Linked DNA regions of Homo sapiens: region 1 is linked to region 2. A link is an interaction called in ENCODE POLR2A ChIA-PET data of the cell type or tissue named here. Cell type or tissue: CD4-positive, alpha-beta T cell. All regions are shown on one strand.

Region 1 (8,000 bases), 140 kb after region 2:
TCCTTTCCAAGGAGGAAAGTTGGCTATTTGGAGATAAGGGACAGGGATCTTTTAGCTCCTCTCTCTTCAGTCTTTATAGTTGGGGGTGGAGGTGCACACATCTGAGTAGCAGAGAGCCCTACCAGCAGATCTAAAAGGACCTAGTGCTCACTAAGGCCACTGGAGCATAATACAACAAAAGGTGATAGCTCAGACTCCAATGCCCAGCCCAAGATGGAGAAGCTGGTGGAGCTGCCTGGCTCTTTAGTTCTCAGAAAAGAAGACCAAACAAATGCCAGGGGTTACTTCCACATTCCTAGATCTTCCGTCACTTCTGGAGCTTTAGATGTCTTCAAGACTTGATTTATAAAGATAAATTGATGGTGGTTTTATTTCATAATTGTCACTTATTCCACTGAGTTACATTTGCATTTCATAATAGTGTTTCCACCTGACTCTAATACTTGCTCTCAGGAATAAAGATGCCTGCAGTTCTCACTAATTTCTGAGTTCTAGAGGATAATTAGAATGAATCTAATACTGAATGAAGATGTGCTGATTCTCCACCCTGAGGCATATTTAATAATTTAGAGTGTTCCTTCTGTACGACAAGTCACTAACTAAAATTTCAAAGATTATATCCAATTTGAAAAATTAAGCTGGGTGCTGTCTAACACCTGCCCAACAAGCCACTTTGACATGGCATCCTAAGCAAACGTAATATAAATAGGGGGAAAATTAGTCCCAGAACGTCAGGTATTCATGGGGAAAACCAGCACCCACGGACATCTCAAAATAAGTAAACCGCCTGGGAAGGCTATATGTCATCCCATGGATCATCACTTAGCTAAATATAAATCATATAGTAGTTATTATACTAAAGGTCATGCTAATAAGGCAGAGGGCATCCTTAAGTGGCCTTGCTTGGGTCATCATGGCTCAGATTTGGAACAAATCAATTAAGCAGAAAATTAAATAAGTATCAATCATAGCTTTAAGGTTGGATAGAAACAAATGTAATAGAGTAAAACCTTATAGAATGTGTGTTTCAGACAGTGCTCTGCATATACCACGGTATGGTTTTCCTTTAGTTGATGAATTTATTTTCCATGCATGCAGGTTTCACAGTTGTGCTCCATACTTATGTGCTTACCACTTGGAGAACATTGTTATGATGGCCAAAGAAAGCTAAGCTGCCATATGAAAGGGAATCTTTCAGATCTGCCTTTGAGTCCTGACTTTCCCATGTGATTGCACTGTGATTTTAAGGAACATAATTTCTGTCATCTGCAGTTTTCAAATTTGTTTTTCATCAATAAAATGCAGTTAGTAATACCAATCTGAAAAATTTACTGTATTAAGTGAGACAACATGTATTTGATATAACACATATGTTAACATACAGTAACATACATGTCTGTTACTGTATTTCGCTCAATCAGTGACAGGAGCTATTACTACCAAAACAGATATAGAATGGTTAGATGGTGCTTATCACCTCTTGTCTACTTGTTAGAATCGGACTTATCTTTTAAGACCCAGCTCAAAGACGTCCTCCTTGATTCGACGTGAGAAGATGTCTCCTACCAGGACTCTTTGACTAATCTCCCTGATCATTTTTCTCCTTTCTTAGAACATATCCTATGCTGCCTTACAGTACTGAGGTTGTGAACCTGACTGTTGCCCTAGCGTAGGTTGAAAAACTGGGATGTCTTTGTTAACAAGTCTTTGGAAAGCACTTTAAAAAGAATAGTAAGTAGTTATATTATAAAAATTACAGACACAGGATGAACAACAACATACAAAAAACCTATTCAAATATCACTCACGTGAATACAGTCATGTACTGCTTAATGACAGGAATATGTTCTGAGAAATGTGTCATTAGGCAATTTCATCCTTAAGCAAACATCAGAGAGTATACTTGCACATACCTAGATGTTATAGCCTAATGCGCATCTAGGCTCCATGGTATAGCCTGTTGCTCCTGCACTACAAACCTGTACAGCATATTACTGTCCTGCATATTGTAGGCAATTGTAACACAGTGGTAAGTATTTGTATATCTAAACACAGAAAATAGACAGTAAAAACACAATATAAAAGATGGTACACCTGTATAGGGCACTTATGAATGGAGCTTGCAGGACTGGAAGTTGCCATGGGTGAGTCAGTGAGTGAGTGGTGAGTGAATGTGAAGGTCTAGGATATTCACTACTGTTTACTACTGTAGACTTTATATATAAGCACTGTATATATAACACTTAGGCTATACTAAATTTATTTTGAAAATATTTTTCTTCAACAGTAAATTAACCTCAGCTTACTGTAACTTTTTTACTTTATACAATTTAATTTTAAAACTTTTTGATTATTTTATAACACTTGGCTTAAAACACAAACACATTGTACAGCTGTACAAGAATATTTTCTTTTTTATATCATTCTATAAGCATTTTCTATTTTTAACATTAATTCTTTTAACTTTTGAATTCTTTGTTAAAAACGAAGTCACGAACACACATATTAGCCTAGGCCTTCTGCCTTTCACCTCCATATCTCGTCCCACTGGGAGATCTCCATGGACAATAACATGCAGGGACCTGTCACCTCCTATGATAACAATGCCTTCCTCTGGAATATCTCCTGAAGGTTTTACAGTTAACATTTTTTAAATAAGTAGAAGGAGTATACTATAAAATAATGATAATAGTATAGTATAGTAAATATGTAAAGTAGTAACATAATTATGATTATATTGTACATGCTTGTATGCCCTATACTTTTATATGACTGACAGTGCAGTATGTGTGTTTACACTGCGTCACTAGGTAATAGGAATTTTTTAGTTTAATTATTATCTTATGGGACCACAACTGTATATGTGGTTCGTTGTTGACTGATACGTCATTATGCAGTGCATGACTGTACTTGTACTTTAAGATTGTTATGGCTTGAATGTCTGCTCTCAAAAACTCAGTTGTTGGCAGTGTGATAGTATTAAGAGGTGGGGTCATTAAGAGGCAATTCACTCATGAGGACTCCCTCCTTATGAATGGGATTAAGTGCCCTTATCAAAGGGCTTGATGGAGTGAGTTCATCCCTCTTGTTCTTCTACCTTCCACCATGTGAGGACACAGTGTTCCTTCACTGCAGAGGATCAAGCAATAATACGCCATGTTGGCAGCAGGGAGCAGCCCTTACCACACAACCGAACCTGCTGTTGCCTTGATCTTGGACTTCCCAGCCTCCAGGACTGTGAGAAATAAATTTATGTTCTTTATAAATTACCCAGTCCGTGGTATTTTGTGACAATAGCACAGATAGGCTAAGAAAAGGACAGAACTTGTACTGACAGTTTCCTATGCAGATTTCAAGGAGAGCTTTATCTGAAAAATATGAGCTGGAAGTAAGGAGTTGCACAACTCATAGTCATGACAAGGACACTTAGTCTGTATGCATGTGAGGAGTTTAAATAATTGTATTTCATGAAATTTCAGAGTGGGAAAAAAGCAGTAGCTCTAAATATTTTATATAATATGGGAACATAAGTTTAAATTTGTTACTAAATTAACAATGTATTATAAATAGAAATTTATCTGTTTGACTTATACTCCTAATAGTTCAACATTCAAGTTTGATATTCTTATTGGAAAATGAGTCAAGTCTTAAAATTTTCTAGGTTTCCTTACAATTAGACATATACCATATTTCATCCAGTCTAAAATACACAGTTTTGCACATTTGAACACCTCTGAAATGGAGATGCATCTTAAAATAGACGGCATATCATAATTTCATGGACAGTAGTTTTATTAATGATATATAATATAATGATTCATTTCAAAATTGATGGTGTCTTTGATTCTGTAAAGTACAATATTATATTTCTCAATTGTATTGGTCAGGCTAGGCTACACTTGCTGCTGTAACAAATACACCTATTGACCTAGGTAACAAGGGATTTATAGCTCATTCCTATAAAGTCCTATGTGGGAAAGAATCTCTCAGGGCAGATATTCCCTGTGCAGTGACTAAGGACCAAGGCTTCTTCTATTTTATACCACCACCATCTCAGCATTTGGCTTTCAATGTTCCCACAAGCAGCAGAAGTAGATTGGAAGTAGCACACCCACACATAAATTCTTCAGCTTGAAAATTACTTCCTTGCAATTTCATTGACTAAAACTAGTCATGTGGCCCAACTTTCCACAAAGGGCCTGGGAAGTACAGTCTTTCCTGTGCCCAAGGAGGAGAGAATCAGATATGGGTGAACACTACTGATCTTACCACAACAGTCTATCTTAGTTACCTGACTCTGAAATTAGGGTAATGAACAAAACCCAAATATATAATTGAATCATGTGAAATTTATGTTCCAATTAGATAGAGAAACAAATACCTTTATTCTTTTACAAAATAATATATTGACTTGTACCAAAATGAACTATTATAAAATAGGCTTATTTCTTCATATTCTATCATAAAACTGATGACAAAAACAATATTTTATTTAGTTTTAAATTTCCTGATTAAACCTAAAAAGCAAAATATAATTAAAAAAGGAATGAGCTATAAATCCCTTGTTACCTAGGTCAGCAGGCGTATTTGTTACAGCAGCAAGTGTAGCCTAGCCTGACCAATACAATTGAGAAATATCATATTGTACTTTACAGAATCAAAGACACCATCAATTTTGAGATGAATCATTATATTATATATCATTAATAAAACTACTGTCCATGAAATTATGATATGCCGTCTATTTTAAGATGCATCTCCATTTCAGAGGTGTTCAAATGTGCAATATATGTGAGGCATTTATTAAGTTGGTTCTTGAATCTCTTAATTCAGTCTATAATATGTAAAATTCTATATTGGGGCCATATGAAGCCTTGCTAAAACTGCTGGAGGACAGGGTTATATTTGTAAGGGCAATATTTACAGTCTTTCTTAGCTCCTCATTTCTGCCAGCTAACGAAAGTTACTATTGTAGGAAGAAGAATGGGCTCCAAAGATGTCCTTAAAATCCTGATGTCCTAAGGCTGTCCTAATCCTTGGAACCTGTGAATATGTTAAGTTACATGACAGAGGGGAATGAATTAAGGTTACAGATGGAACTAAGGTTGCTAATCAGATAGGGAGATTATTCTGATTATTTGGATGCTCTCAGTGCCACAAGGGTTCTTAGAAGTAGAAGAGGGAGGCAGACAGGGGAGAACCAGAGAGATGGCAGTGAGACAAGGAATTGGCCCAACATTGCTAGCTTTGAAGATGGAGGAAGGAGACAATGAGCCAAGGAAAGCAGGTGACCTTTAGAAGCTAGAAAAGGGAAGGAAATGTATTCTTCCTCCTTGGATCCCCCAGAAAGGAAGGCACCCTGCCAACAAGTGTATCTTAGCTTGGTGAGATCCATGTCAGACTTCTGATCTACAGAACTAAAAGATAACTTTGTGTTGGCTGGGCGCAATGGCTCACGCCTGTAATCCCAGCACTTTGGGAGGCCAAGGCGGGCAGATCACAAGGTCAGGAGATGGAGACCATCCTGGCTAACACGATGAAACCCCATCTCTACTAAAAATACAAAAAATTAGCAGGGTGTGGTGGCGGGCGCCTGTAGTCCCAGCTACTTGGGAGGCTGAGGCAGGAGAATGGCGTGAACTCAGGAGGCAGAACTTGCAGTGAGCTGAGATCGCACCACTGCACTTCAGCCTGGGCGACAGAGCGAGACTCCGCCTCAAAAAAAAAAAAAAAAAAAAAGAAAAGATAACTTTGTGTTATGTTAAATCACAAAATTTGTGGTCATTTGTCACAGTAGACATAGAAAACTAATACAGCTATATTGGATTATGTCTGCTTCCAGTCAAATAACCACCATCTTTGATTCATATGCTAGTTTTTTTTGTTGAAGTGATTGAAATAGCTTGCTTTGGTGTTTAGGCCAGACTTTAATTTAGAAATTTATGATAGGCATTTTAATTAATATTCTTTGATTTTTATAAAGGAACTTCCTATTTTGTTTTGTGACATTAAGGGCCACCTCAGTACCAGATACTAATTGTTGTAAGTGAGAGATCCCCTAGAATCACCTGTCAAACTCTTTCATTTTTTGAAGTGAAATAGCACATCTCCAGAAAAAAAAAAAAAGAAAAGAAAAAAGAACTTTCTGGCAAGTAACTATGGCAGCAAAACCTAATATCTTTTTCACTCATCAGTAACAACATTTTCAACTGACTTCTCTTTTTCTCTTGCTTCTAAAAAACTCAAAAAAGGAAAAATAGGAAACCACTAAAAAGATCCAAAATGATCGTTGCATTTCATAATAGTGTGTATAAGTGTGAGCAGTATAATGAATTTGACTTATTCTCTCCTTTATCGTCAATTTTCCACTTCTGTCTTCAGGGAAGTATGTGAAGTCGCCAGCATTTATAACTCACCAGGTAGACTTGTCTCTGATCTTGCAGGATGGGTTTCTTGCAAACCCATCTCATTGTTCTGTGCACTGGCATCCACATGTGGGGATATATTTATATGAATGTGTAGTATAAACATACCTACCTACCTTCACAGCTAACCTTGATGATCCTTTCCTGCTAACCCCTTCATTTGTCTGAATTTTTTTTCTGGCCAAGGCTCGTTTAAATTATTAATGGGAGTTCTTCTTACTATTGAAGATTAGCTGGCAAAGTAAATATTTGTAGGTGAGTTTAAGATGCCTGCAGTCTTTCATTGCATGCATTGGCGCCTGGGCATTTTGGGTTGTAGAAATCAAAGAGACTTTACCCTTTTTTATATCTCAGATTGATTTTCTCTTTTGACTCTAGAAGAAATGAAAAAACTCAACCCTTCTTCCAGCTCAATTCCACATGACCTGTTTTCTTGGCTTCAAATAGCATAAAGCTAAATTAACCTGCTTCTTTCCTTCCACCCTCTACCTCCCACAAATCCATTTTAAGATATAATAATTTGACAATTTGCATAAGCAGTTGCTTATGAGCATATGGTGTCTAGTCAAATAAATTTAGCCTCCTTTTATTTGTGAGATTATACATTTTGAACAGGACCAACCTTTGTGTGTTTTTGACATCCCAAATGAAAAATTTTAGTGGTATACTTGAGAGGGCTGAAAGGTGACTACCGATTAAGAAAGAGCAGATTTTAGAAAAAATTTTAAAATGTTTCCCTTGGCCCCTTTAGCTCTGTGCCATGTTTGAGGAGAGTAGGTCATTGCCCTGACTATGCTAACATGTTCACAGGCCAACTTCTTTTTTTAAAATTAAATAAAATTTAAAGTTCTGGGATATGTGTGCAGGATGTGCAGGTTTGTTACATAAGTAAACATGTGCCATGGTGGTTTATGGCACCTGTCAACCCATCACCTGGGTATTCAACCCCATATGCATTAGCTATTTATCCTGATTCTCTCCCTCCCCCTGGCCCCATGACAGGCCCCAGTGTGTGTTTTTCCCCTCCCTGTGTCCATGTGTTCTCATTGCTCAGCTCCAGCTTATAAGTGAGAACATGTGGTGTTTGGTTTTCTGTTCCTGTGTTAGTTTGCTGAGGATAATGGCTTCCAGCTCCATCTATGTCCCTGCAAAGTACATGACCTCATTCCTTTTTATGGCTGCATAGTATTCCATGGTGTATATGTATCACATTTTCTTTATCCAGTCTATCACTGATGGACATTTGGGTTGATTCCATGTCTTTGCTATTGTGAATAGTGCTGCAATAAACATACATGTGCATGTATCTTTATAACAGAATGATTTATATTCCTTTGGGTATATACTGGTAATGGGATTGCTGGGTCAAATGGTATTTCTGGTTCTAGGCCTTTGAGGAATCACCACACTGTCTTCCACAATGGTTGTACTAATTTGTATTCCCACCAACAGTGTAAAAGCATTCCTATTTCCCCACAGCCTTGCCAGCATCTGTTGTTTCTCGACTTTTTATAATCGCAGAGGCCATCTTCTTACCTGTCCCTAGGAACTCCACGATTCTTTGGTGCCATCATG
Region 2 (8,000 bases):
CAGGCTAGTCTCAAACTCTTAACCTCGTGGTCCACCTGCCTTGGTCTCCCAAAGTGCTGGGATTACAGGCGTGAGCCACCATGCCCAGCAGGAATAATAATTCTTACTAAAATGTGTGGGTTTTTGTAATATTAAAAATACACTTTCAATAATTCAGATTGTGACTGTAATTTCTGCCATTTAATAGCTGATCACCTTTAGCAAAGCTAATATTTATATATTGTACCTACTAATACCTATTTATGGATATTTCTGTCTGATTTATTTAATCATTTTAACATATCTTTACTTTCAATTTTGAGTCATTTTAAACAAAACATCAATAGATTTAATGAGTCCAACTTTGAACTCAATCTATGTATTCTTATTAAAGCTACTATTTCTATATTATGTCTAGGAGTTCTCTCCAGTGGTTATCTGTGATGGGATAGTGGGTTTATTGAGTGGGACGAGTTAATTTAATAGGATTCAGTGGTTTACGCCGTGGAGAGTTATGAAAACAATTTGGAAGAAACTAATGATTTCTTTCTATTTTGCCTTGCCAGACCTCAAAACACAGTTTCTTTCAGTTTCTCACAGTTAAAAAAAAAATCTTCCTGCTTATCTTTTAAGAGAAAGTATAACATGAAAGCATATTAAAATATTAAAAATTTTAATACTAAAATTAATATTAAAAACAGTTCAGATTCTCGGAATCTTGTGCTTAGGTTCCTCTAGGTAAATATAGAAAGAGTACATTTGAACTTGGACTTCACTTTGGGCTTTGTCAGTTCTCTGCACACAATAAGGTCAAGCCTCTGAGCTTCTGGCCATCTTATATTTAAAGTTTGGGAGATGGAATGGATAAGGAGAGAAGAAAATGCAAGGGCACATAGTTACTTTGATTAGTTTCAATCATGGTAATGAAGTCAATATTCTGAGATAAATGACTTTCCTAAGGCCGCTTTGCTGCATGTGTTAGCATAAAAGAATCCGTGTGCTTTCTATCTGGTTTTTAATATTTACAGATCAGAAATGACTAATAAAATATTAGAATGAGTAGGCTGCAGGGAAACCCTCAGTTTCTTTTTGGCTTAGGCAGGGGGCCAAAAAAGCCTCCTTTTAAGACTGAATTGCCAAGAAACATTTAGGAAGAAGACAACAGTTAGGAAGAAGGCAACAATACTCAAAAATTCTTCTTAAAAATAATTCTTTTTTCTTACATTACTGTTGTTTGAAAGAAAACAAAAGTGATGTATTTAAAATATTACAGCCGTATTAGTGTCAGCAGTAAAAGTATATTCAAATTACAATAGTATACTTGTTAGATTTTCAGACTTATTTAAATTTATCATTCCACTCTGTTCTTTCAATGTGTTGTTCTGGTGGATTTGTGAGTAGGGAAGCTAATGGTTTGGCTAACACTGAATGACATCCCATGAAATATGGAATAGCATTCTTCATTTAAATGTATGAGATAGGGGAATATCTAAGCTATTCTAGTAAATAATAGTAATAATAAATGTAATTGGATATGCTGATCCCTTTACATTGTCATTGTTGACTTCCTAAAATTTTTAAAGTGCAAGATTTTTGTGTTAAGCCTATTAAGTTATTGTATCTCATTTATTCAATAAATAAAGTATTTTAGGATGAGTGCAAAAAATGCAAGAGCAAAATTTGATGGGTGTAGTCTACCTTGTAGGTTTTTTTTCCTTCCCCTAAAAGGGCTTTTTTCATCGAGATGTTTTATAATAAAAAGTGAGCTGATTTTTAATAGAGTCCAGAGGAACCTCAATAACCAAATCCAGAATTCTTAATGGTTGATGAATATTAGAATATTCAGTCAGCTAACTTTAATTTCCTGACCCCAAAACAAGCACAACACCCTCAAGTATAATCTGTAACTAGCCCTTCTTGCTGTTGTTTCTACACAAGCAGCCTTTTGGGGAGAATATTTCCTCCAACAACTTTTGGTGCATCCGGCAGCCCAGCTCTCTTCCTGGCAGACAGCAGGCAGTTCCCTTTTACCATTGCTTACTTTAACTGGATCAGTTGAGGGAGGCATCTGTTTTACTCAGTCCTTTCCTTCTAAACCGATCTGGTTCCTTTTTGACGCATGAATGTCTCTCAAGAGTAATATAGGCAATTTTGGCCAGCACCCAACTTTATACCTATTTTGAACTGAAAATTTTAGTTGTGATATCATCCACCCTTAAGTAACTTGAAATGAGATATGTATATGACTTAAATTTAAAAGAAATGAGAAGGGGGAAAATTCTCAAGTTAAAATTAGTTTCTGGATCAATTTATTACTCTTCAACTGATTTTCCTGGGGAAAAAAGCTTAGTTGCCATAACATCCATGTTTAAATAGTGCACTTTGAGTGATGTGCATGACTTACAAGTCAACATGAGAGACAAGCAACCCTTATGTTAGTAATAGTTTCTTGGTCAGTTATTCCTAAGCTTGGTTTTTGGAAAGAGTAATTTGTAAATTTAATTAAGAGTAATTTGTACATCTATGTGGGAAATAAACATTGTTGGCACCAGAGTTCTAAAAGTAGTTTACTTCCACTAATTGTGCATTGTATAAATAATGTTATGTAGTATCAAAAATAAGCAGTTAATATTGTGTGACCTTTATTGCTTTAAAATACTGTGAAATTGAATTTCCATTCCGTAGTTTAACGAGAACACTTTTTATTTCTCAGATACTCTTATAAGCCCTAGTCCCTGCTACTCACGAATGAATAATTATGAACCTTTGACATGCTATAGAACATACTTATTAGTACAGTAGTGCTGTATTTATTTGGGTAGTTATATGAAAAAAAAAACACCCAAAGTTTTAGTTATTAAGAAAGCAAACACTAAGCCTGATGAAATGTGTGGGGGTGATGGATATGCTCATTATCATGATTGTAGAGATGGTGTCATGTTTCATGGGTATATACATATATCAAAATTTGGCAAATTATACACTTAAAATATGTGCAGTGTATTATGTCAATTGTACCTTAACAATTGTGTTTAGAAAAAGCAAAAACCCTGTACCATGATATATGAAAACCCTTAAGATTGTTAAACTGGCTGAATTTGCAGTTACTAATGATAATCATTATGAAACTTGATACTTTCAGCTGAGTGCTGCTTTTTAATCTTGGGTTCATACCAGCCAATTTTATTGTTTTTAGCTCAGAGAAAAATCATAGGCTTTGTTTTTGGTACCTTTATTGGGCAAGTGAAGAAGGAAGATCAAAATGTAGTTGATAATATTGTCCTACATACTAGGTTTCCAACTTTCTAAGAGTGGAAAATTTGGAACATTGAATTTCTGATTAGAATGTGTTTGGGTGTCAATTTTCTCAGTCTCTCCCACATGCAGCAGTCACTTAGCATTTTAATTAAAGTTTGGTTGATGTTTCCACTTCCCTATTAGTTTGAATTTTGAGAAACCCTTTAAAACCTAATCACTTAGCTATGGCTGCTTTCCTTCAGGGGAGATTCAAGGAAGATTTGTGGCCCCACAGCCCTTCATTTCCTCTCTTCTTTCTTTGCTTATGTCTTTCATCTCATAAGCCTCATACAAATGCATACACTGTGAGTTTGGGGATAATATCGGCCAATCCACTTTTTGCAATATTGGATTTGCTATTTGGTGATCAGCTGCTTTTAATTTATATTGCTATTTCAAAGACATTTTGGTGCAAAGATTATTGAGCTCTAATGAGTAGTTTCTATTATTTTTAGAATTGCTTTAGTAATCAAAATTACAGGAAGGATTAATGACAGATGTGAGTTGCAAGGCAGTTTAACATTACTTAAAAAATGAAACATTTGGGTGTTCCATATGAATTGGACCTGACACATATCTGAAATTGCATTTTAAGTAAGCTTTAAAGCAGTTGACTATTGAACTTGCAGGGAGTAAGTACATATTCAAAAGGTTTTGAAAACTGACAACAGTAGATAATTTCCCACAGATAAAGCTTATTTTGGCATTATTTTGCTAGCTCACATAACCATAAAAACTCTGTGTGTGTGTGTGTATGTGTATACATACGTAAATATATACTCACGTATATATATGTGTGTGTGTATGTGTGTGTTTAAGGTGTGTATATGTGTATGCATTTTTTAATTGGACAGTTTTTTAGTTCAACACTAGTTTCAGCAGCAAAAGTTGTGTTCAGCTGGTAATAATATCCCGTTCTGATGGATGAAGAGGCAAGGGCTCAATATTTCATAACTATACTTGGACATGAACTCAGTATTGAGTACTTGGAAGTACTCAGTGGAGACTTCTACTTTATAAAAATTCAAAAGGCGATTCCAGGGCAAGATGGCCGAATAAGAACAGCTCTGGTCTGCAGCTCCCAGCGAGATCAATGCAGAAGGTGGGTGATTTCTGCATTTCCAACTGAGGTACCTGGTTCATCTCATTGGGACTGGTTAGATGTGGGTACAGCCCACGGAGGGCGAGCAGAAGGAGGGTGGGGCGTCACCTCACCCCGGAAGTGCAAGGGGTTGGGGAGCTCCCTCCCCTAGCGAAGGGAAGCTGTGAGGGACTGTGCCATGAGGAACAGTGCATTCCAGCTCAGCCACTATACCTTTCCCACAGTCTTCACAGACCAGGAGATTCCATCAGGGGCCTACACCACAAGCGCCCTGGGTTTCAAGCACAAAACTGGGCAACCGTTTGGGCAGACACCCAGCTAGCTGCAGGTTTTTGTTTTTTGTTTTTTTTTTCCCTGTATCCCAGTGGTGCCTGGAATGCCAGCGAGACAGAACTGTTCACTCCCCTGGAAAGGGGGCTGAAGCCAGGGAGCCAAGAGGTCTTGCTCAGCGGATCCCATTCCCATGGAACCCAGCAAGCTAAGATCCACTGGCTTGAAATTCTCACAGCCAGCATGGCAGTCTGAGGTCGACCTGGGATGCTGTTGCTTGGTGGGGGGAGGGGTGTTCACCATTACTGAGGCTTGAGTAGGTGGTTTTCCCTTCACAGTATAAACAAAGCTGCCAGGAAGTTCAAACTGGGTGGAGCCTACTGCAGTGCCACAAAGCCGCTGTAGCCAGACTGTCTCTCTAGATTCCTCCTCTCTGGCAGGGCATCTCTGAAAGAAAGGCAGCAGCCTCAGTTAGGGGCTTATAGATAAAACTCCCATCTCCCTGGGACAGAGCACCTGGGGGAAGGGGCGGCTGTGGGTACAGCTTCAGCAGACTTAAACGTTCCTGCCTGCTGACTCTGAAGAGAGCAGCAGATTTCCCAGCACAGCACTCGAGCTCTGCTAAGGGACAGACTGCCTCCACAAGTGGGTCCCTGACCCCCGTGCCTCCTGATGGGGAGACACCTTCCAGCAGGGGTCGACAGGTACCTCACACGGGAGAGCTCTGGCTGGCATCTGGCAGGTGCCACTCTGGGATGAGGCTTCCAGAGGAAGGAACAGGCAGCAATCTTTGCTGTTCTGCAGCCTCTGCTGGTGATACCCAGGCAAACGGGGTTTGGAGTGGACCCCCAGAAAATACCAGCAGACCTGCAGAAGAGGGGCCTGACTGTTAGAAGGAAAACTAACAAACAGAAAGCAATAGCATCAACATCAACAAAAAGGATGACCACGCAAAAACTTCATCCAAAGGTCACCAACAGCAAAGAACAAAGGTAGGTAAATCCACGAAGATGAGGAAAAACCAGCGCAAAAAGGCTGAAAATTCCAAAAACCAGAATGCCACTTCTCCAAAGGATCACAACTCCTCGCCAGCAAGAGAACAAAACTGGATGGAGAATGAGTTTGACAAATTGACAGAAGTATGCTTCAGAAGGTGGATAATAATGAACTCCTCCGAGCTAAAGGAGCGTGTTCTAACCCAATGCAAAGAAGTTAGGAACCTTGATAAAAATTAGAGGAGTTGCTAACTAGAATAACCGGTTTAGATAAGAACACAAATGATGTGATGGAGCTGAAAAACAGCACAAGAACTTCATGAAGGAAGCATACACAAGTATCAATAGTCAAATCAATCAAGTGGAAGAAAGTATATCAGTGATTGAAGATCAACTTAATGAAATCAAGTGTGAAGACAAGATTAGAGAAAAAAGAATGAAAAGTAATGAACAAAGACTTCAAGAAATATGGGACTATGTGAACAGACCAAATCTACATTTGATTGGTGTACCTGTAAGGGACGGGGAGAATGGAACCAAGTTGGAAAACACTCATCAGGATATTATCCGGGAGAACTTCCCCAACCTAGCAAGACAGGCCAACATTCAAATTCAGGAAATACAGAGAACACTGCAAAGATACTCCTCAAGAAGACCAACCCCAAGACACATAATCGTCAGATTCACCAAGGTTGAAATGAAGGAAAAAATGTGAAGGGCAGCCAGAGAGAAAGGTTGGTTTACCCACAAAGGGAAGCCTATCAGACTAACAACAGACCTCTCTGCAGAAACCCTACATGCCAGAAGAGAGTGGGGGCCAATATTCAACATTCTTAAAGGAAAGAATTTTCAACCCAGAATTCCATATCCAGCCAAACTAAGCTTCAAAAATGAAGGAGAAATGAAACCCTTTACAGACAAGCAAATACTGAGGATTTTGCCTTACAAGAGGTCCTGAAGGAAGCACTAAATATGGAAAGGAGAAACCGGTACCAGCCACTGCAAAAACAAACCAAAATGTAAAGACCATCAACACTATGGAGAAACTGCATCAACAAATGGACAAAATAACCAGCTAGCATCATAATGATAGGATCAAATTCACACATAACAATATTAACCTCAAATGTAAATGGGCTAAATGCCCCAATTAAAAGGCACAGACTGGCAAATTGGATAGAGTCAAGACCCATTGGTGTGCTGTATTCAGGAGACCCATCTCACGTGCAAAGACAAACATAGGCTCAAAACAAAGGATGGAGGACTATTTACCAAGCAAATGGAAAGCAAAAAAAAAAAAAAAAAAAAAGGTGGGGGGGGGGGTTGGAATCCTAGTCTCTAGTCTCTGATAAAACAGACTTTAAACCAACAAAGATTAGAAGAGACAAAGAGGGGCATTACATAATGTAAAGGGATCAATGCAACGAGAAGAGCCAACTATCCTAGGTATATATGCACCCAATACAGGAGCACCCAGATTCATAAAGCAAGTTCTTAGAGACCTACCAAGGGACTTAGACTCCCACACAATAATTGTGGGAGACTTTGATGCCCCACTGTCAATATTAGACAGATCAACAAGACAGAAAATTAACAGGGATATTCAGGACTTGAACTCAGCTCTGGACCAAGCAGACCTGATAGACATCTACAGAACTCTTCACCCCAAATCAACAGAATATACATTTTTCTCAGCACCGCATAGCACTTATTCTAAAATCGACCACATAATTGGAAGTAAAACACTCCTCAGCAAATGCAAAAGATCAGAAATCATAACAAACCCTCTCTTAGACCGCAGTGCAATCAAATTAGAACTCAGGATTAAGAAACTCACTCAAAACTGCCCAATTACGTGGAAACTGAACAACCTGCTCCTGAATGACTACTGGGTAAATAAGAAAATTAAGGCAGAAATAAGTTCTTTGAAATGAAGGAGAGCAAAGACACAGCATACCAGAATCTCTGGGACACAGCTAGGGCAGTGTTTAGAGGGAAATTTATAGCACTAAATGCCCACAGGAGAAAATGGGAAAGATCTAAAATCAACAATTGTCTATTTGTGCCCTTTTAGACTTTTTGATGTGAGCAAGAAAGACCTAAAATCGACAATTGTCTATTTGTGCCCTTTTAGACTTTTTGATTTGGGCATTTAAGTCTATGAATTTTCCTCTTACCACTGCCTTTGTGGTATCCCAGAGGTTTTGATAGGTTTTGTCACTATTATACTTCAAATAATTTTTAAATTTCCATCTTGATTTTATTGTTCACCCAACACTCATTCAGGAGCAGGTTATTTAATTTCAATGTATTTCCATGGTTTTGAGAGTTCCTTTTGGAGTGGATTTTCAGTTTTA

Evidence for each region. Peaks named below come from ENCODE experiments on the same cell type or tissue, not always from the same donor. Only the 100,000 strongest peaks of a DNase experiment are listed, where the experiment ranks them.
Region 1: POLR2A ChIA-PET joins it to region 2 with 6 read pairs; 2 of 35 experiments call an interaction of 5 or more read pairs at or near these places.

What each region holds. Positions count from the first base shown.
Region 1 is chr3:131,176,028-131,184,027 of GRCh38, forward strand. All of the region lies in intron 14 of NEK11 (NIMA related kinase 11), which reads left to right. Among named protein-coding and RNA genes, the nearest start is that of NEK11, 150 kb to the left of the region's middle. In CD4-positive, alpha-beta T cell, no CTCF peak of the experiment used is centred here; no DNase peak of the experiment used is centred here.
Region 2 is chr3:131,037,492-131,045,491 of GRCh38, forward strand. The region is part of intron 3 of NEK11 (NIMA related kinase 11); the gene reads left to right. Among named protein-coding and RNA genes, the nearest start is that of NEK11, 15 kb to the left of the region's middle. RefSeq lists an enhancer at 4,984-5,794. In CD4-positive, alpha-beta T cell, no CTCF peak of the experiment used is centred here; a DNase peak (open chromatin) is centred at 4,990.